Regions from separate parts of the Mus musculus genome. Here regions 1, 2 and 3 are each linked to region 4. The links are chromatin loops, found by intact Hi-C in ENCODE. Cell type or tissue: heart. All regions are shown on one strand.

Region 1 (5,000 bases), 180 kb after region 4:
GAATCACAAACAAGCCCAACAGGACCCCCAACCGTCTTCACCACATGATATGTTGTACACTGGAAGCAGGCTCTCTGTCCCTCTTTCTCTTGATCAGGGCTCCTCCCCTCTTCCCGCCTCTAACCCCAGAAGAAGCTGCAGGCTCCAAACGCGCTTCTCACTCCCGCCCCCTTGATAAATGGCGGAGGATGCTCTTCGCGTCCAGAGACTGGAGGGACATCATTCTAGACTCTGGGTCTCTGCGAGTATAGGTGACCAGTCGGCCCAGACGCCGAATCTTCTGTGTTGCTCTTTCTGGGCGGCGGGAAAGGACTAACAGAAACAGCAAGCGAGACGCACGGGGTGAGAAAGTGGCTATGCCGGCAAATGATCATGGATCCAGGTTACCTTTAGTAGACCAGCACCCGCACCACAACCCACACGCACCCAGCTCCGACCCGCGCTCATCTAGAGAGGAAATAGAGGTTCCCCTAGCAGTCGGGTGCCGCCCCACCTTGCCCCACACAGTACCTGGAGCCCCGCCCCTCCACACACACCCGCACCCCTGGTCCCGCCCCTCTCGCTGCCACTCCCTCTGCGCCCTGCCCTGCCCCAGTCCGCTCCCCGGGCGCAGGCAGCGCAGGTCTCTCATCAGTACCGCAACCGGAGCCGTGCAAGCAACAGCAGAGAGCGGCTCCGAGTCCGCAGCTGGGAGTCGCGCCCGGACGCAACGCGCCCGCAGTGCCCGCTGCGCCCGGGCTGGCATGGGGAGGCCCGGCTGAGCGCCGCACCCCACCGCCGCCGAGACCCGCCTGCTCCTCAACCGCGGCCCTCGCGCGCACGGGCGATGGCGAAAGCGACGTCCGGCGCCGCAGGGCTGGGGCTGAAGCTGATTTTGCTCCTGCCGCTGCTAGGAGAAGGTGAGTCCTACGGGCGGCTGGGACGGTAGGGGCCGGGGTGAAGTTAGCGCTGCGCGCCGAGCCGGGAAGCTGACGCGCGCAGAAGCGCGCTTACATTGGCTGTCACCGGCCGGCTGCGCGGCTGGCGGGCCTCCGGGTCTGGGAACCGGGTCGCTGCGGCTAGCTGCTGCGCTTGGGCCACCGGCTGGGCGGGGCTCGGCTCGCCTTGGGTCCGTGCGAGTTGCGAGCCGGGCAGAGTAGACTGCTCCGCCAAAGCCGCAGCTGAACATCCCAAGCTGGTCGCTTTTCCAGCCGCGGCCGGCCGTGTGCCCGAGCGAAGCGGACAGATCTTGTCGCCTTTGGGGAGCAGCTGCGAGCGGACAGGGTAGGCAGCCCTGGGAAGCCCACGACTTGAGCCAGCGCTTGGAGACTGCAGCGCCCAGATTTTCTTTTCGCGTTTCAATTCTGCACTTGCTGTAGCTCCATTCGTCTGGCTGAAGGGCGCTGAGGCAATCTTTAGTAAAGGTTATTTTTCCTGTGTGTGTTTTTGCCGCCCTGATCTTTAAAAACCTAAAAGCCTGTGGTCTCTCCCCCCCCGCCCCCCCCCCGTCCCCGCGTGTCTTCGCCGAGAGCTCTGAGCTCTGCCCCACAGTTGGGAGTCCTGTGTCACATGCTATTCCGCTGGAGCACATGAAAATGTGTCTTTTGGAGGCATAATAGGGTCCAGGGCTGACATTTAGTTACCCAGAGCTTTGGGCCCTGCCACTCGGGAGTGTGGTGATGGGCTGCCAGCATCATGGACAGCACACATAGGCGCCCCTCATTAGGTGTGGCCTTTCAAAGGCTGGTCACTGCCCTCGCTCCTATACCCTGACCAAATGAACCACAAGGATACAGGATATTGACCCGGTTGGCTGCACATTTTACTGTCCTTCAATCTACCCTAACTTGGTTCCCTCTGGAAAATATTTGTACCAAGTTTCCCTCTGATAACAGAATTGAGCCCAGGCCACCCACTCCCATTACTTACAAAAGGTTTGCAACCTTTGGAAATAGGCAAGACTGTTCATCTTGCCTCTAGCTCAGAGTCGTGTACTGGGTTCACAGACCAGCCCAGGACTGCATTTGCAGGCCTTCCAAGTACCGCAGAGAAGTATGGAGAGGGGAAAAGATAAAGACCTTATCGTTCTGGGGGGGGGGGCAGATTGGAGTGTCTGTTCCTGGGTCCTAAGGTGCTGTGGGGCACAGTGCTGCAGAGGGTCATAGGCTCCAAGGCTGTGTAGCAAAATACAGAGCTTAACATTGTGTAGCTGCTCTGTGTCATTGGGTTTAAACTTCACAGGTGCAGGTATGTAGTCAGGAGTAAACCAGGAAGACATGTGTTGAGCAACTTCCCTCCACCCACCTAACCCTGAATCTAGTGAGGTCCCCAGCCGTGTAAGGGACCCACCTCAAGGGTCTGGCCTGTGGCATGTGGCAGGCAGAGAGGGAGATTTCTATGTGAAACCTCTGGCTCAGAATCAGGTGGCCACAGACAGCTTATAGAATCCAGGACTATGAGGTTTTAAACCCACCCCCTTCTGGATGGCCAAGAATCCACGATAGAGGTCCAGAGAGGGCCACAGCAGCCTCATACCCAGGAAGAAGTGATGGGGGTTTTGGAGAAGCCCTCTAACCTGGACTCTGGTGCAGCTGTTGTGACATTCACTGATCTCCAAACTGCCACTAGAGAGCTCGGGTGCGGTTCCTCAATAGAAGGATTGGGAACAGCGTGGCCTCCGGTGCCCTCTTGTGGATACAGTGCTCTAGTGGCTGGGCCTGATGCCCACGGTTTTGAGTGGGTTTTGAGTGGGTCTGTAGAAGTAAGGGAGCCTTGTTAACGAGACTCGCCATACTCTGATTTCAAGTTACTCATCCATGCTCCCACTCTTGCTCACAAGCTCATGCTCAAGAGACCTGTGGATAAGAATGGCCTGGCTCCCTTCTCACCCTCTTCCAAACACCCCACATGGACATAGAACTGTGTCACGCATTTCCCATCGCTGTCGGGCCCAGTGTCCTGGAAGTAGAGATTGACAACCTCCTTCTGTTAACATTTTCTGGACTTTTTGCTGCTCCATACAGACACAACTTGACTAAGTGGATGAGGAGACTGAATCACAGTATCTTGGTCTCCCCTACATGTCCCGGGGCTCCTGGCCCCCCTCCACTCCCAACTACTTGTCAAGACTCCTGTCCCCCATCCTCTTGGATTGGCATCTTGCTTAGTATCTCTAGCTGTGAGAACCAAAGGGTCAGTCATGGAGGGGCCCTTTCTGGACAACCCTTCTGTGTAAGTGTGAGGGGAGCCATAATCGGTCGACATCACCCAGAGCTTTCCTTGTGAGTGAGCACTGAGGTCTGGTCCTCCCTGCTTCCCCTCTTTGTTTCTCCCTTCCTTCCTTCCCTTACTGAGCTCAGGGGATCCTGGAGATTTGTCCTGGTTCCCCAGGGTTATCCCGGCCCTTCTTTGTCTCTTCCCCTGAGCTGTTGAGCCCATTCTCAGGGCTGGGCCAGCCAGGGAGTCCTGAGGGTGGGGCCTGAGAGCAGACAGCATGTAGGGAAGTGACTGAGCCCATTCACTAGATTGCCTTTATTTTGTAGAATTGCTTTAGGAATGGGCTAAGTAAATGACTTGTTTCCTTGGTGGTGTGAAGAAAGTGGGATGTATTCACCTAATGGGGTGCTAATGGCCTTTTAGCCAGGGGAGGAGAAAACTAATTAAAAATTATAGTATCTGTAGAAATGGAGCCTGGATAGGAAAGGAAAGGATAGCTGGAAGCTGCTACCTCCCTTGGGATCCTCTGCTGGCAAAAGACTCTGTTGATCCCCTCTCCTGCTAACACTAGCAGCAGCTTCCCCTGCCATACTGTTGATAACCCTGTAAGGTTTGTGGTCTTATTTTCCCATTTCGCAGGTGAACAAACTGAGGTTCACCAAATCTATAGATTCTGGAGCTCATGGAAAGCTAAGGACTCCCCGGGTCCAGGTCTCTTGTGTTTAGCAAAGCCAGTGAGAGCTTGGTACCAGGAGTAGAGATGAAGAGCGATCTGGGAGAGGACAATGTTCCTGCCGGTCACACCACAGCAGGTCACTCATGTATGACAGCAGGTGCTCTGGAGAAAGGCTGGACCAGAACTAGGAGTGACATGTGACATAGAGCACTGCCCACAGACACAAAGCCTGAGCCTTTGTGGGTCTGAGCAGAGTTCTCAGTGAGATGTTTTTGCCCTTGCTGACTGGCTGACCCTGGGAGTCTCCTGGGCTAGGAATGAACATTAGGCCTGTCTCTGTCAGAGCTGTCCCAGAGAGGGAACCTGTGTGCTCTAGGCATTATAAGACGTTGTGTGTATAGTCAGAGGGCTGGTAGGGACAAGACACCCAAGGACTGTCCTTTGCACCGTGTCTGAAGGAAGTGCCTTCCTTTCATCATGGTGTCATGCTAGGGGAGAGGCACAACCGTGTGCCCTCATCCAGATGGAATCCACTTCCCTAGGGCACTGGGAATGACCGATAAAAGCAAACGCCCACTGTGTGCCCAGGAGACGGGGCAGTGCTGGCTAGGAGTGCAGCCTATACTTACTCAGTAATTCTTTGCTTCTGGATGAGTGGCCATAAGTGTACTGTGGAGGGATGGTGTGTGTGTGTGTGTGTGTGTGTGTGTGTGTGTGTGTGTGTGTTTTCATGCACGCACATGCACACTTCTAGGTTAAGTCTGGCGCTTGCCTGGCTGCCGGTCTCTCCCTTCAGTCCTCTTCCATCAGCTCTGCTTCCCTCTTTCCCTCCTTCCCCATTATTTTTCTGTATGAATGACTTGATAGTACTCATCAAAAAGAGCCTTGAGTATTGCTTTGCAAGGAGGAACTAACAGCAAAAGACACACCTAATAGTTACGGAGAGAGAGGGAGGGGGAGGGGGTATGGTTCCTTTAGAGACAAGCGGCTTGGAAGCAAGACAAGGAAACAAGGAATGGGGTGCTTGGCAGAGAGCCCTGGGCATGGACCACAGAGGAAGTGATGTCACGGGGGGGGGGGGAGGGCACTGCCTCTCTGGTCTGTGAGGAATGTCTTCTGTACCCTCTGG
Region 2 (5,000 bases), 200 kb after region 4:
CCCCTCTTCTTGATCCCTCACCTGAAAAGGAGCTGTCTTCTTCTCTTTCTACAGATGGTGGTTTCCCCCTGCTCACCATCTTCCTCCAGGTCTTTCTGGGGTCCACAGCCCAGAGAGAGGGAGAATGCCATTGGCCAGGCTGTACCCGTGTGTACTTCTCCTTCATCAACGACACCTTCCCAAATTGTAGCTCCTTCAAAGCCCAGGATCTCTGCATCCCAGAGACAGCCGTGTCCTTCCGAGTCAGGGAGAACAGGCCTCCTGGCACCTTCTACCACTTCCACATGTTACCCGTGCAGTTCCTTTGTCCCAACATCAGTGTGAAGTACAGTCTCTTAGGAGGTGAGTTCCAGCCTCAAGGGGCTATTCCTTTGTCCTGTTACATGGGAGGCATGGTGCTATAAGCCCTTAGGGTGAGCCACGAGTTCTTTTTGCCACTTGTTGAGTATTCCAGAAGTATCTCTCTTGAATGTCTGTCACCAGCCAAGTAGTGTTGAAGGAAGTTAGGATACAACTGTAAACAAACAAACGATCTGGCGTCTTGCCTGCCTTGAAGCCTCTAGTCATCTGGAGGATAGAGCCCTTGGACACGTCAAGGAATCTAGATGGTTTCTAAGGAGGAGTGAGAAGCTGAGAGAACAGAGAGGTAGGGGCCACTAAACCAAGTGGGTAGGTGCCAAAAGGCTCTGGCCCCAGAAGGTGCTAAACTGAGACCATTTGTAGTTGGACTGCAGTTAGCCACTAGAGAAACAGTGGCAAACAGGGGCAGGCTGGCTATGTCAGGGGAAATGTCAGGGTTTCTTTCCCTAGTGCAGGGGAAACTGTGGAAGTCGGGGGGCAGGTATGAGAAGTCTCCACTTGCATCTAAAAAGGCTTAGTTGGGCTCCTATGTTGGGTACAGTTCGTGCCAGGGTAGTGTATGGTACAGTTAGGGACACGGAAGGGTCCAGGACAGACTCCTGATTGGGAGGATGGGCTGATAGCGAGGCTGGAGTTGGCATGAAAATCGTGGAGCTTCCTGGCTTGCTCTTAAGGAGACCCAGATGGATTCTTCTAAGCTAGAGATGGGGTGTTGAACCCAGTTCCAGGGGTTCTGCTAGCATCCGCAGGCACAGCAGACCTTTCTGGGGAGCTAGCCCTTCTAGCAAAGTGGACCTGTATACTTTGACATCTTGCTTATGTAGAATAAATGAAGGCTTCAAGAAACCAATCAGGTCACAATCGCAGGACACAAACAACAGGAAATCAAATCCCATATCCAGAAATCCTGGTTGGAATGTCAGTCACACCCCTGATGTCCAGTATCTGTTTTCAAGTCATCGAACCGGGATGTTTCTCCCATTGTCTGACACGAGCAAATGTCATGTCTGTGATTTAAAAAAAAACAAAATGGATGACATTGTGAATCTGACCATACCTGGAGCTGGCTCTCTGCCTATCCTCTGCCCTCCTGGGCATCCCCCCTCCAGGCCATGACAGAGACACCTGGCCTTATGTCAACCCTTGTCTGCCCATTTGCATGAGTGAAGGCTCCAGGCACAAAACAGTAGGTGACACAAACCTCACACAGCCTATATTTGGAGTACTGTGTGCCGTCCCCACAGAGCCCACTGCCATCCACTCTGGGTAGAACCATGAGCAAGGGAGGCCACGCCCCATCCCCTACCCAGTGGTCATGCGGTATTCCCTTCTGCTTGGTGACAGGGGATAGTCTGCCCTTCCGTTGTGACCCAGACTGCCTGGAGGTGAGCACTCGCTGGGCCCTGGATCGAGAGCTCCGGGAGAAGTATGTGCTGGAGGCTTTGTGCATAGTGGCAGGCCCTGGTGCCAACAAAGAGACGGTGACTCTGTCCTTCCCAGTGACAGTGTATGATGAGGACGACTCGGCGCCCACCTTCTCTGGAGGTGTGGGCACTGCCAGCGCGGTGGTGGAGTTTAAGCGGAAGGAGGTTGGTCCCACAGTGGCATTTGATTGTCTGGTTGTCTTGTCCTGTGCATGTTTGGTGTTTGTCCCTGTCGGCAGTTTATATTTGATCTGTTTAGCTAGCTGTTCCACTAGCCGTCCAGTCATGTGACCCTCTACTTGTCCTTTGTGTCTTGTCTGTTTGGCTGACTGCCAGCCAGATAGCTGCAGTAAACTGGGCTGGCACTGTGAAGGCCCGAACCTGGGGTGCTTAGATTGTGTATAATGAGGCCAAGGGCCTCATGAGGAGAGCACTGGGGAAGAACACTCAGGCTCACTTGACCTGGCAAAAAGGAGGGTACTCCCTTCTGCTGGCAGCTGGGCAACTTGTCCAGGAGTGTCCTATGAGAGGATGTCCTCGCCCATGCTGCTTTGACCAGCCTAGGTGGTGTGCTACTGCCACCTGCTGGGCTTCAGGCTACTCTGCAGCCTGCTCTTAGGCTCAGTAAGAAGGGTGTTTTGCTTCTCTGGGGAACTAACTAGCTACAGGCTTCCTAGGGAGTGAGAGCAGTATGGGGAAGCGAGAAAGTATCTGATTAGACAACCTTAGAGTAACCCAGTGGCCCTGTGGCTTTGCTTACAAATCTTACCCGAGGCCCTGGGGACAAACATTCAGTTCTGATCGTCTGGCCCTAGGATTGGTTCAAAGAACACATAGTTGGTCTAGTTCTGGGCTGTGCGAGGTCATGTGATCCTCTGACTATACCTGCGCTGACTGGCACTCTGCTTTCTGTAGGGCACTGTGGTGGCCACCCTGCAGGTGTTCGATGCAGATGTGGTGCCAGCGTCTGGGGAGCTGGTGAGACGGTACACAAACACACTCCTCTCAGGGGACTCCTGGGCCCAGCAGACCTTCCGGGTGGAGCATTCGCCCATCGAGACCTTGGTCCAGGTCAACAACAACTCCGTTCGGGCAACCATGCACAATTACAGTAAGAAGCCAACGGCGTGATGTTTTCCCAGAACTTCAGGACACTTGGTATACACACACACACACACACACACACACACACACACTCTCACACACTACAGGAAAACCACATACATTCCATACACCAAAATATGTCCCACTGAGCACACCCATTCCAGGCCCCACACAGTCTGTGTATACAAACACTACCCAAACACCCCATACACAAACTCATTTAAATATGCTAATTTACACCCGCCCACCAGTAAGTAAACACCACACTCATACATTTCATACCCACCTAACACACTACACCCACAAAAGTATACACACTTTGTATACATATCAAACCACAGGACATAATAAACCCCTATATATAAACACACCACACATGTACCACATGTACCGTATGTCTCTCTGGAGCATATGCATGTGTACACACACACACACACTCACACACGAGATCTAGCCGAGTAAAATGTTTAGCTTTTAAATATCAGTACTATTGTAAGACTGCCCACCAGACCTGCAGGGTTGGACGTTGGTGTGGCTATATAGTATGTGGCACAAGACGTGATGATGAAGGATAGTAACTTGTTTTGTCTCCTTGTCGTGCCCGCCTACAGAGCTGATTCTCAACAGGAGCCTGTCTATCTCAGAGAGCCGAGTCCTGCAGCTCGCGGTCCTGGTCAACGACTCAGACTTCCAGGGGCCTGGGGCAGGTGGTATCCTCGTCCTCCATTTCAACGTGTCTGTACTGCCCGTCACCCTGAACCTACCCAGGGCCTACTCCTTCCCAGTGAATAAGAGGGCCCGCCGCTATGCCCAGGTGAGCCCGTGGCCCATTACATGGCATGAGGTTAGGGGGTTCCAAGACTGCAGGCAGGGCTATGGGTGGGTGGCACCTCTTCCCTAGCCCATCCAGTGCAGCGTTAGCATAGGTGGCTCCCTAGTAGAGGGATCCTTAAGCCTCTGTTTACCCCGCTTCACCCTAGAGAGCTCCTAGCCTCTCGTTAGCTCCCAGAGCAAGCCTTCTGATCTTACCGTCTTACTTCTTGGTATCTTTAAAACATTTTTTTTTTTTGCACTAATACAAAACATTTCCAGGTAACCCCGTGTATGCCTACTTGGAAAGATGTTCTTGGCTGTACTGTTAAGTGGAAAAAGTGGTTGGAGGAACCTGGTCTCTGGTGTCTCTGTCAATGCAAAAATACCTTTTTAATGGGGGGAGGGGACTTTAGTGGGTAGCAGACTGTGGTTGGCAGTAGTGGCTTGTGGGAAAAGGCAGGGGTCACATCTGCTTATAGAATTTTACGCGCTAGAGACATCACAAGGTAATGTTCATATTTGTCTTTGGAAAATGATAAATGAAATGGAGAAGTAAAAGATTGGGGTCGTGGTTCAGTGGTATAGATCTGTCCTAGCACGCACTAGGCTCCATCCCCAGCACCGCTAAAAATAAATGAAAATACAAAGAGTAGAAAGTGAGCGGTGGTCTTCATTAAAATGATGAGGATTGAGGGCACATGTCCCTCCCACCCCTTGACCACCAGAGACAGCATTTGCTGCCGTTCTGACTTGTTTCTTCTCAAGCACTCACGGTGTCTGTTTGTTGGTTGCTTTTAGTTCATTTGTGGTTTGCGCACGTGTGTGTGTGTGTGTGTGTGTGTGTGTGTGTGTGTGGTGGGGGGGGGGGGTGTAGAGGGTTGATCTGTCTTCGGACTGTGTTTAGAACAGTCTCCTCTTGTGCCCGGGTCTTTCCAATTCTTAAAGTCGGTTCCAGATTCTCACTCACTCCTGTCACCAGCACACGAAGGACCTGCCTGTAAATAGAGAGAGCCTTTAGCCCTTCTCCAGGGTGAGAACATCAGGTCGGGAGTGGGGATGACAAAGTGAAGGGCTTGAGAAGGGGTTGGAGGTATCAGTTAGAGGCGGATCCACCTGCATTTAAAAGACCTGGGAGCCTCAGTCATTGCCCTGTAGTGATTGGTTTCTTACTGTCTCCATAGTTTTGAACTTGGATATTTTTAAGGGTCCCCCGAGAAGATAGAGGTGAACGTTCTTTGTAAGGGAAAGTGAAGCAACCAGGAGGTTGGATTGTTAGGGTGTCCGTGTGGCTTGGGAAAC
Region 3 (5,000 bases), 310 kb after region 4:
GCTCAACCTTCCTAATGTTGCGACCCTTTAATGCTGTTCTTCGTGTTGTGCTGAGCCCCAGCCATAAAATGTATTTCGCTGATACTTCATAAGTATAATTTTGCTACTGCTATGAATTATAATGTAAATATCTGACATGCAGGCTATCTGAGAGGCAACCCCTTGAAAGGGTCGTTTAACCCCAAGGGGTCTTGACCCACAGGTTAAGAACCAATGATTTTCTGGCACCCAGATGAGCTCTGTGAGGATAAGAACTGTTGCCTGCTTAGTTCTCTGCAAACCACAGTGCCAGCGCATAGCAGGTGCTTAATAAATGTGCATTGTCTGTCCTACATCTTCAGCCCATTAATGTTGGCTCCTCATCTCCACTCTTCCAAATCAATGGTCTGCACTGGGTCTGGTCTAGACAGGTCTGTGTACTGCTCCTGAATCCCACTGCCCACTATGGCTCAAAACAGCTAGAAAGGTGCAGTGGTGGCTCAGGCCCAGGGTTAATTTTAGGGAGATTCTCAGCCTTCCCCTCACTAGGCACTCTTCTCTTTAAACACATGACATTTGAGAATGCACAGGCACAGCCTTGCCCCCACACCTGCCTCCTCTTAACGGCTCTCACTTAAGCCTCCCATATATAAACACGTCCTCTCTCCCGCCCACACATCGCACATACAAGCGCACACCTCCCACATGATCAACCACTCCATCACAGACCGCCCCCACTCCAAGCACTTATGGAGTAAACAGTGGTTCTGAGCCCAAGGATAGGGGAAATTCCAAGATCGCCACTGCTTTTTACAAGTCTGCTCTGTCCAGGACAGCCCTTTGCTTTCTCTTCTGCCGCACCCGGACCCTGCTGCGAAACACCCCACCCCACCCCCACCCCCTGCAGGTTTTCAAGTGGCGCTTTACAGCGGAGCCGCTGGTGTCAGCAGAGGCTAGGAAGGCAGCAGCTGCACCTTGGGCGAGGCCCAAGTGGCGGCAGGTGTCCGGGCAGGGACAGGAGAGAGAGTTGCCCTGGTTGTCCTGGGGGCGAGCACCCTCCTGGCCGCGCTTCCCAAGCTCTGGGGCACAGAAACCTTAACCTTGCGGTCCTGCTGTGGTCAAGACACTGCCCTGGAGTGCTCCTAACCCGCAGTCCCGCACTGCCACAACCCTACCTGGGGCTCCAGAAACATCCTGGCTACAGCTCCCGCTACCGGACCCGCAGGCGGTGTAGAAGCCCGACTACCCTCCGGGGCTGAGCCAGTGCCGCCCAAGCCCGGGGACTTCCCTCCCGTGACCCAGCCACCTCCCGCCCGGGGCGGGGCTGGCGAGCCTCGTGAACAAGACCCTGGGAGGAGCACTAGCAAGGGACAGGGCGAGGCACAGTGAGGCGTGAGCACCCGCAGGGTTTGTGGTGCTAGGTTTGGGAATGGCGTAAGGGTCAAGGCTCTGGGCTCTGGGCGGGGTGGGTCGTCTTGCTGGTGAAGTCCAGGAAGGAGAGGGGAGGGGAGGGGAGGGGAGGGCCAGGAAGGGTCCCAGACTCCTCCTTGGAGACTGAACGCTACAGAGCTACCGCAGGTGCCCAAGCAGCGCTTAGTTCAGATGCTTCCCCTGCCGGGCGGGCGCTCGCTCCACACAGCTGTAGTCTGAAGTGTCTTGAATCCTCAGTCCTTCTATCATCCCCAGAACGCCAGGGATACAGCAGCTGCTGTCGTGGAAGGGCTAATCCGAGTAAGGGATATGCCTGGTGCCTGTCTCTGAGGATCTATCTCACCTCACCCCCACCCCCACCCCACTCCCTGCACTAGGAAAGAATCCTGTCAGGTGCCTCCCACCGCAGCTCCAGCTCTTAGAGTTTAGATGGCAGCGGTGGGCTGAAATGAAGAATGCCCTCTCTGGGGATCTGAAACTAAGGAAGCAGATAGAGGCTGGGAGGGCAGAGAGAGCTGGGCCAGGTTCTAGGAGTCAAAGCTGCTCTCAGCTGGAACCATAGACCATAGACGGGGCAGAGGATGCCCAGGGGGGATTAAACAATCCTATGAGAGCACACAAGCAAGCCATGGTCCCTAATGGAGACTGATGACCCGGACTTTACCCCACCCTGTCTGATCTCTGCCCAGCGGCCTGAGGGAGCACACTTCTCTCCTGCCATCTCCCTTCCCCTCTTTCTCCATCAGCTCTCTTAGCACAAAGATCCATCAGCAGACAGACTCTTGGGTAGTTAGTTCAGTCTTGTGGAACTCTGAATGTTGGGCTCATTCCCTTGTCTCCTAGGAGGACCCAGGCCCTCTGGGCTCTGCCTCCCCTGACGTCTCTACCAGCTCGCACTGTCGCTGGACCCCACCTTTCTTCTCAGGGGTCTCAGAGCCCATAGTATTTATTCCCTCCTGGAACAGCTCCACAGATGGCGGGGAGGAGGGTGCATCAGCTTTCACACAGGGCCCCCCTCTTCCAGCCCTGCATCTTGTTCCAGGGGATGCAAAGCTCACAGTGACCTCTGCTGGCGAATCTTGTCAAGACCCACCTAGACCCTCGGGTGCTGGGCCCTTGCTAGGCTCAGGTCATTCCTTCAGACTGCTCTTCTAATACCAAGAGAAACAAAACTGGAGTTCTACTTCTAGGAAGTTACCTGTCCCTGCCTTCTTTAGCCCTGTTCCTTGACCCTCTAGGACACCTGGGTCCTAAGAGGGTGATGGCATTTCTCCCACATGCACAGTTAACAAGCCAGTTGCCACCTGCTCCAGAGCAAGCTTTCCCCAGGGAGCCTATCTAGTCCCATCTCTGGCAGACATGGATGAAGCTGTCTGTCACAAGTCTGACCTCAGCATGCATATATGCATCAATCCACATCTTTCCCAGCGTCCAGGGACCTAGGGAAGCTGGCAGGCTAAAGGCTGACTCCTGTCAGATGTCCTGCTTAAAGCTATCTCGCAGCAAGGGCTTGTGGTGCCCGACCCAAGACACCATTGGAAAGTGGAGATGTGATGCGGTCTGTAAACAGCTGCTGGGGTTACTGGAAAGGCAAGACACATGGGAGGACATGCTTCCCTCCTTACTCCAGACAGCGGGGGCTGTCCTTAACAGTCCTTGTCTATAAGAGACTACCCTGAGAGTGATTGAAAAAAGAGGCAGAGAAGCCTGGCTCTGTGATGAAAGTGACAGGGCCATCCTCATAAGCACAGGACAAAATTGTAAGCTATAGCATTTTGTCTGCTTCCGCGGGTGGATGGACTCCATTGGGGCCCAAGTAAGGTCTGGGCACTTTGGTCTTAAATTGCAGTGCTTCAGTAAAGATCACAGTGAAAAGCGGAGTCCCGGGGCCTCGGGGTTCTGTTGCTCTCTCTCTGTGAGGACCTCAGCTCCTCTAACCTGGCTTAGCATGGAGTGCTTCCCCAGGTGTGGGGTCACACCCCCTTAGGAGTCTGTCTATATGTCATCTTCTCAATGACATCTTTAAGAGGTCACCTTCCATCGTGGCCTATCTCCCTCACCACAGGTTCCCTCCTTGGGTTACTCAATCCAGCCTTATCTTTCCACCTCCTTATTGGTCTGCTTTAAAAAGAATCTGAGCACCATGAGAGGAAGATCTTTATCTGCTCACTGTTCAGTCAGTAACTGTAACTTGCCTGTGCATAGGGGCATGGTGGAATCCATCTATGGAACATATACACGAATATACTTGCCTGTTTGCAGATACAGATGTGGCTATGGAGTTAGATGTGAATACTAGTGTGGATATGCTGATCCTGATATATGGATACGAACAGAAATTGAGAAAGATAGGACAATGAAATATGGATAAAGATATAGGTTTTCATGTATAAAGATAGAATTTATGGGCAAAACATAGACATGGATAGAGAGATAAATATAGATATGGTATATAGATGTGGATTCAGGTATAGACAGCCAACACAGGGCTCAAGCCTATAATATATATAAGAACTTAACAAGCCAAAAGAGTCAAAGACCCGTTTGTATAATGAACAAAGTTATGGAGAGGTACTTCATGGTATAGCAGCATGTTTAAGTCATTGGAGTTTATCAGTCATCAGCCAGAGAGACGCTAAAATCACACTGTGAAAATCCCTACACACCCAGACTGGCAAAAATGAAAAAGCAGAAAATGCCAAGTGCTGGCAAGAAAGTGGCAAAACTGTCCGTTGCTAGTGGCCACATGGCCAGGGCAGTCATGTGAGAGCAAGCTCCAACTGTCTTCTGGGAGCTGAGCACACACAGATCTAAAAGCTCCACCTGGAGTATACAGACTTGGCAGAAACGCTCACAGACTCATACCTAGAGATACATGAGCACTGTCTCCGATGGCTTCTAACTAAAAACAACCCAAGCATCCCCCACAGAGGATGTTTCAAGACAGGCACAAACCAGAGCTCTGCATAACCATCTGGTCATCACCTCAGAAGGTTGCTAAGGGAAACCTATACACCAAGGAAGAAGGGTGGTTTTGATCATAAGGCACAGAAAGCATAAGACACATACACCACAAACCAAGAGATACAGGGTGTAAAACCATAAGTGAATAGAAGCTTAAAACAAACATTGTGCAGTTATTGACAATCAATAAAGTAGACTTCAAATCAAAATTGATCAGAAGAAATAAAAAAAGGTAAAAGGTCACTGCCTAATAATAAATGGAATAACTCATCAAGAAAATACAACAATAGTAAATACATATATTCCAAACCAGGCTCTCAGTTTTATAAACCACTAGTGGACATAAAAATTAGATACACTCTGACACAACACTAGTGGGAGGTTTCAGTACTTCGTCCTACTAATCTCTAGATAGGTGTCCCCCACTTGAACAGATGCATCCATATATATTCAAAAAGAGAGGGAGGGAGACCAGATTAATAAAGTTGAACATTAAAAAAAATGGAGACTACAACAGATCCCAATGAAACCCAGAGAATAATTAGGGAATATTTTGAAAATCTATTTTTTTAAACTAAAAGAGATAGATGTATTCCTACATGCACATGATCTACTTCTTAAATCAA
Region 4 (5,000 bases):
GCTCGCCTATGATTTCAGAGGTTTAGTCCATTATCATCATGGCAGGAAACATGGCGCTGTGCAGTCATATGTGCTGGAGAAGGAGCCAGAAAGTTCTACATCTGGGTTCACAGGCAGCAGGAAAAAAACTCACCCTGGGCGTGGCTTGAGCATCTGAGACCTCAAAGCCCACCCCAAGTAAGGCCACACTTACTCCAACCAGGTCACACCTCCCAATATCTACACTCCCTATGGACCCGTGGACACCATTTTTACTCAGATCACCACAGCACCTTCCTTTGAATAAAACTAAGTGTACTTCCTGTTTCTGGGTTGGCTCTCTGGGGCACACCCTCCTGGCCAAGAGTAAACTTTGCCTTGTCCAGACACCTATGTTGGAATAGTGGCCAGTCATTTATACAACCCTGAACTTAATTTCTAACAGTTTCAGTCTCCCTCGCCCGAATCATCTCTAACTCCTTGTCTATGAGGATCTGGGGTGATTGCCTTACTAGGACGGGCTGAAGAATTTTTTAGAAGCTGTTCTTGCTAACACTTTAATCTGTTGATTGAATACATTATAAGAACATACAAAAAGGCTGCATGCCTTGATGTGATGGGGAAGGGACAGAGCTTCATTTATGCCAGCCAGGGTCTGCAAAGACCCAGACTGGCTGTTTCCGCCCCTGCCCTGTCCTTGTCTGGTCATACCCATCGGATGCCATACTAGTTACCTTCTTCAGTGTTTCCCACCTTGCAGTTTATGCCTAGCATTTAATCACTCCCTTTACACGTTTTTACTGTAACAGCATTGATACTCTTGGTTAGGGTTTCAGAGCAAAGGCAACTTGGGTAGGAAAGGAGAGTTGTTTGTTATCTTACAGCTTGTGGTCTGCCATCAAGGGAAGTCACGGCAGGGCAGGAACCTGGAGACAGGAACTGATAGAGAGGCCATGGAGGAGTGCTGTTTACACAATGGCTTGCCCAGTCCCATTTCTCAGACAGCTCAGGACTACCTGCCTAGGGGTGGTACCACCCTCCACAAGGCCAGTCTTCCCACACCCATCCTTAGTAAAAACAGACTTGCCTTCAGATCAAGCTGATAAGGCATTTTCTCCATTGGAGTTCTCTCTTCTTAGATACCTTGTGCTAAGTTGACATAAAACTGGTCAGTACAGTGAGATTTCCTGTAGGAAGTAAGTCAGCTTTGTCCCCAGAACTCAATCTAAGGTCTTACCATCTTCCAGAGGCATCTAGACAGCTACCCCTCCCTTCCTCTGCAGCCTTAGCCCTGTCTCTTTGTTCTGTGCCCCACTTGCCCAGAAACTGTTTTAGATTCACCCCTACTTGGGAATTCTGTGCCTTGGCCCTGGCTCCTGAGTCTGTCCCCAGGGGTTCCATTCCATCTCTTCTAATGTTATTTGCATCTGTTAGCTGAAAGATCACAAGACTGGAAGGCTGACCTATGTAGGGTACTTTCTGAAGCTCTGCTGAAATGACTGAGAGCCAAGCTGGTAGCTGTTCCCTTGGGTTGTCTTTCCAGGCCCGGAGCTGGCCCGAGGCCCTTTATGCAGAACGTGCAGGGCATTGGAAGCTAGGCGTGCACACAGAGGAGCCTCGGTTTCCTTACCTGTATAATAAACAGAACCAGGGATATGCCGTGGCTCTGAGGTCTGCCTTTGGGACCAGAAGCAGCATCGATTCCGCTTGTGAGCCACTGTACCTCCACAGTGAGAGGTGTGGGTGGGAGGGAAGGAGTCAAGTGTGTGTACAGCTGCATGTGAGCATCTGCAAGTGTGCGCATCTGAATGCACTCAGGGAGACTGTCGTGTATGGCTGCAAACAAACACACATGAGCTCACATCTGGTTAGCGCACTCAGAGGACTTTCTTTCCCTAGATCCTAGGGGATTAGGGATGTGAGCCCCGTTCTCCGCACCTCCGTGTGAGATTATTAGCAGCTGCAGTGGTCAGAAAGACTGCATGCTGCTCTATGGAGCAGTCTAAGGAACCCCCATAAGGGTCTCTTCATTGGGAGTTACAGCAGCAACCACGAGATGGCGCCATAGGGCAAGGGCTGCAAGAGGAAGGCCAGCCTAACGGGGGCTTCAGAGCCAGACGCCCCCTTCAACTGAACGCTGATGGTTGCAGCCAGCCCCGGATGCTGACCCAGGCATACAGTGAGCACTGAGCACAGAATAACTGCTAGACAGAACTCTTACGATTATTTTGTGCTTATATTCCCAGGGCTGACTGCAGAGCGTGAGCTCACTCATTTTATCTGGAGCTTTGCATGTTTGTTTGTGTAAGAAAGAAAAAAATGTATCATTTAAAACATCCAGGGTTGAGCTCAAAGTACAAAAGAGTTTAATTTTGCCAGTCAGTAGCTATGTGGCTTTGGATATATCTTTGGGGAAAAAAAAGTGTGTGTGTGATATAATCAATTTTTAGAATACATGTGGATGAGTATGCATGGGTATAATGTGCACTACACCTATGGAAATGCGTGTGTGTTTGTATCTCGGCACATGTGTGCATCTGAGTATGACTGTCCTGATTAGTTATATATCCACCTTACATAAGCTAGAGTCATTTGGGAAAAGGGACACTCAATTGAGAAAATGCCCCCATAAGATCTGCCTGTAGACAAGACTGTAGGGCATGTTCTTGATTAGCAGTTGGTGTGGGCTGGCCAAGCTCGCTGGGGGCAGCTCTGCTCTTGAGTTTGGTCCTGTGTGGCTTAAGAAAGCAGGCTGAGAAAGCCATGAGGAGGAAGCCAGTCAGCAGTGTTCCACCATGGCTCCGGCTTCAGCTCCTGTTTCCATCTCCCCGCCCTGCTTGAGGTCCTTCCCTGGCTTCTGTGGTGAACTCAGATGTGGAAGTGTGAGCAACATAAAGTTTTTCCTCCTCAAGTTGCTTTCGGTCACGGTGTTTTATCACAGCAATAGAATTCTCTGTGTGGTTGCAGTATAGGTAAATGCTATAAGGGAGGGAGGAAGAGAGGGGGGTGAGGGAGGAGGGAGGGAGGGAGGGGGGGAAGGTTGAAGAGTTGAGAGGAAATAAGCTGAAGTTGGTAGAAAACATACATTTGTTGCCAAGGAGAGAAGCCACCACTTAAAAAAATCTTAAGGATCATTTTTGCCGGTGTAAGGTGGGGAAATCCATTTGTAGTTAAGAAGAGAGGGCTCTCTGTCGGGGGATGGACATGTCACTAAATTTCATCCCATGCTTTGGGGAACAAAGAGGAAGGCACAGCTAAGATGAAGGAAGAGGGCCAAACAGGAACCAGAGGCACAGAAAAAGGCTTAGGCACAGAGAGGGCAGCTGGGTAGCTGGATGAAGGTCCTTCTTTTGGGAAGAGGCCATTGCAGGAATTTGCCCTGGAAGGAAGGCAGGATCGACCAGGGTAGGTCAGACACTTGACCATGTTCTGGCCCAAGGCATCCCTCAGATGGGAAATGTTGGTGTTCAGCAACCACTGGAGAGACACAAAGTTTCTTCTCTGTGCTATGTCTTAAAATAAACTCCAGGGGGATTAAAAGTTTAAGCAAGATAAATAAGTACATAAATAAATGACGATCATAGCTCAGTGGTACAGCCTATGTCAGGCCCTGGAGTCAATTCTGACTGCATTTTTTTTTAAGGTAGCTAACTTGGGTCAGTCAAGGGAAGCTGGGGACGAGAAATGGACACAGAAAGTCACCCTGCTGCTGACTTAGGGTCTGAAAACATGCTGGGCTCGGGGAGGGCGTCCTAATTCCTGTCCCAAGGAGGCTGAGGTGAGGTCCTGAACCAAGAAAGGGAATGCTCAGGTGAGACAGCAACTGGAACCCAGCCCTGGACACAGAGTCACTTACCATATTGGTTTGGGGAAGGGAGATGTGCCCAGACCTTCAAGGCAACAAGGAGATGCCATCTGGTGACAGATTCCAGCGGTCCCAGGAGATAGAAAAACCCAGTAGAGCATGGCATGAATTAGCAGAGATAAAATCCCAGCTCAGGCTCAGCAAAGAAGTCTGCCGGGGGGGGGGGGGCACAGCAAGCTGAGGCGGCGGGGGGGGCACAGCAAGCTGAGGCGGCAGGGGAGGGGGCACAGCAAGCTGAGGCAGCGCGCGGGGTGGGGGCACAGCAAGCTGAACTCAGGAGCAGCAGAGAGCAGCTAATCTGCTGTATCGGCGTTCGTCCTTGCGTTGGTTCCCTTCAACAGTCGGTACCTAGGAATACACATAGGTTCCTGGAAACTTTCAGGAAAAATAAAAATGTTCTTAGAGAAGAGACTTAGAAACATGGGCACAGGATATACCTTGGATTTATCACTTGGACTTTTGTGGATTGAGTTAATAGAAGCTATGTCTCAAATATTCAGGGACCGCAAAGGGAAAAGTAGATTGGAGATTCCTTTCTGTGCTAAGAAAATCTAGGCAGCTCCTGTCATATGTTGTGGCTTCTTTCTTTCTCCCTCCCTCCCTCCCTCTCTCCCTCCCTCTCTCCCTCCCTCCCTCCCTCCCTCCCTCCCTCCCTCCCTCCCTCCCTCCCTCCCTTCCTTCCTTCCTTCTCTCCTTCCTTCCTTCCTTCTCTCCTTCCTTCCTTCTCTCTCTCTCTCTCTCTCTCTCTCTCTCTCTCTCTCTCTCTCTCTCTCTCATACCAGGCGAGGTGTGATTTGCATGCTCTTTATTTCGAACTCCAGTGCATCCCTCTCGTTTCACAGATAAAGTAGAAGAAAAGCTAAGCTAAAGAGAAGCTAAGTAGATGCCCCCATGGTTCTCACAGCCTTTCTTCTGTTGGGTGGAGGTGCAGATGCACTGAGACTTAGACAAGGAACTAGGTCAGCGCTTCTCAACCTTCCTAATGCTGCTACCCTTTTAATACAGCTCCTCATGTTGTGGTCACCCCTCCCCCCCCATCATAAAGTGATTCTCATTGCTTCATAATTATAAGTTTGCTACCTCTAGGAGTTGTAGTGTAAACATCTGATACGCAGGATATTTGCTATGTAGCATCTATGAGGGTTGTGACCCACAG

Evidence for each region. A loop is a pair of places that touch in the nucleus more often than their neighbours do. Peaks named below come from ENCODE experiments on the same cell type or tissue, not always from the same donor. Only the 100,000 strongest peaks of a DNase experiment are listed, where the experiment ranks them.
Region 1: it touches region 4 in a loop (6-fold over the local background); 23 of 42 quality-filtered maps call a loop at or near these places.
Region 2: it touches region 4 in a loop (8-fold over the local background); 41 of 42 quality-filtered maps call a loop at or near these places.
Region 3: it touches region 4 in a loop (3.0-fold over the local background); 7 of 42 quality-filtered maps call a loop at or near these places.

The regions. Positions count from the first base shown.
Region 1 is chr6:118,192,960-118,197,959 of GRCm38, reverse strand. Ret (ret proto-oncogene) reads left to right here and starts at 216. Exons shown (of 19, transcript NM_001080780.1): 1 at 216-899. The coding sequence starts at 827. In heart, a CTCF peak has its summit at 2,668 (motif pointing left); DNase peaks (open chromatin) are centred at 809, 989, 1,581 and 2,640; H3K4me3 peaks cover 1,756 bases; H3K27ac peaks cover 566 bases; H3K27me3 peaks cover 4,929 bases.
Region 2 is chr6:118,177,167-118,182,166 of GRCm38, reverse strand. It overlaps Ret (ret proto-oncogene), which reads left to right. Exons shown (of 19, transcript NM_001080780.1): 3 at 55-342; 4 at 1,705-1,949; 5 at 2,700-2,895; 6 at 3,500-3,702. Among named protein-coding and RNA genes, the nearest start is that of Ret, 18 kb to the left of the region's middle. In heart, no CTCF peak of the experiment used is centred here; a DNase peak (open chromatin) is centred at 2,246; H3K27me3 peaks cover 1,215 bases.
Region 3 is chr6:118,062,617-118,067,616 of GRCm38, reverse strand. It overlaps Rasgef1a (RasGEF domain family, member 1A), which reads right to left and starts at 1,232. Exons shown (of 13, transcript NM_027526.1): 1 at 1,155-1,232. The coding sequence starts at 1,172. In heart, a CTCF peak has its summit at 2,487 (motif pointing left); DNase peaks (open chromatin) are centred at 1,276 and 2,436; H3K4me3 peaks cover 1,571 bases; H3K27ac peaks cover 1,093 bases; H3K27me3 peaks cover 2,410 bases.
Region 4 is chr6:118,376,719-118,381,718 of GRCm38, reverse strand. No RefSeq gene overlaps it. Among named protein-coding and RNA genes, the nearest start is that of Bms1, 40 kb to the left of the region's middle. In heart, a CTCF peak has its summit at 2,027 (motif pointing right); a DNase peak (open chromatin) is centred at 2,038; H3K27me3 peaks cover 1,979 bases.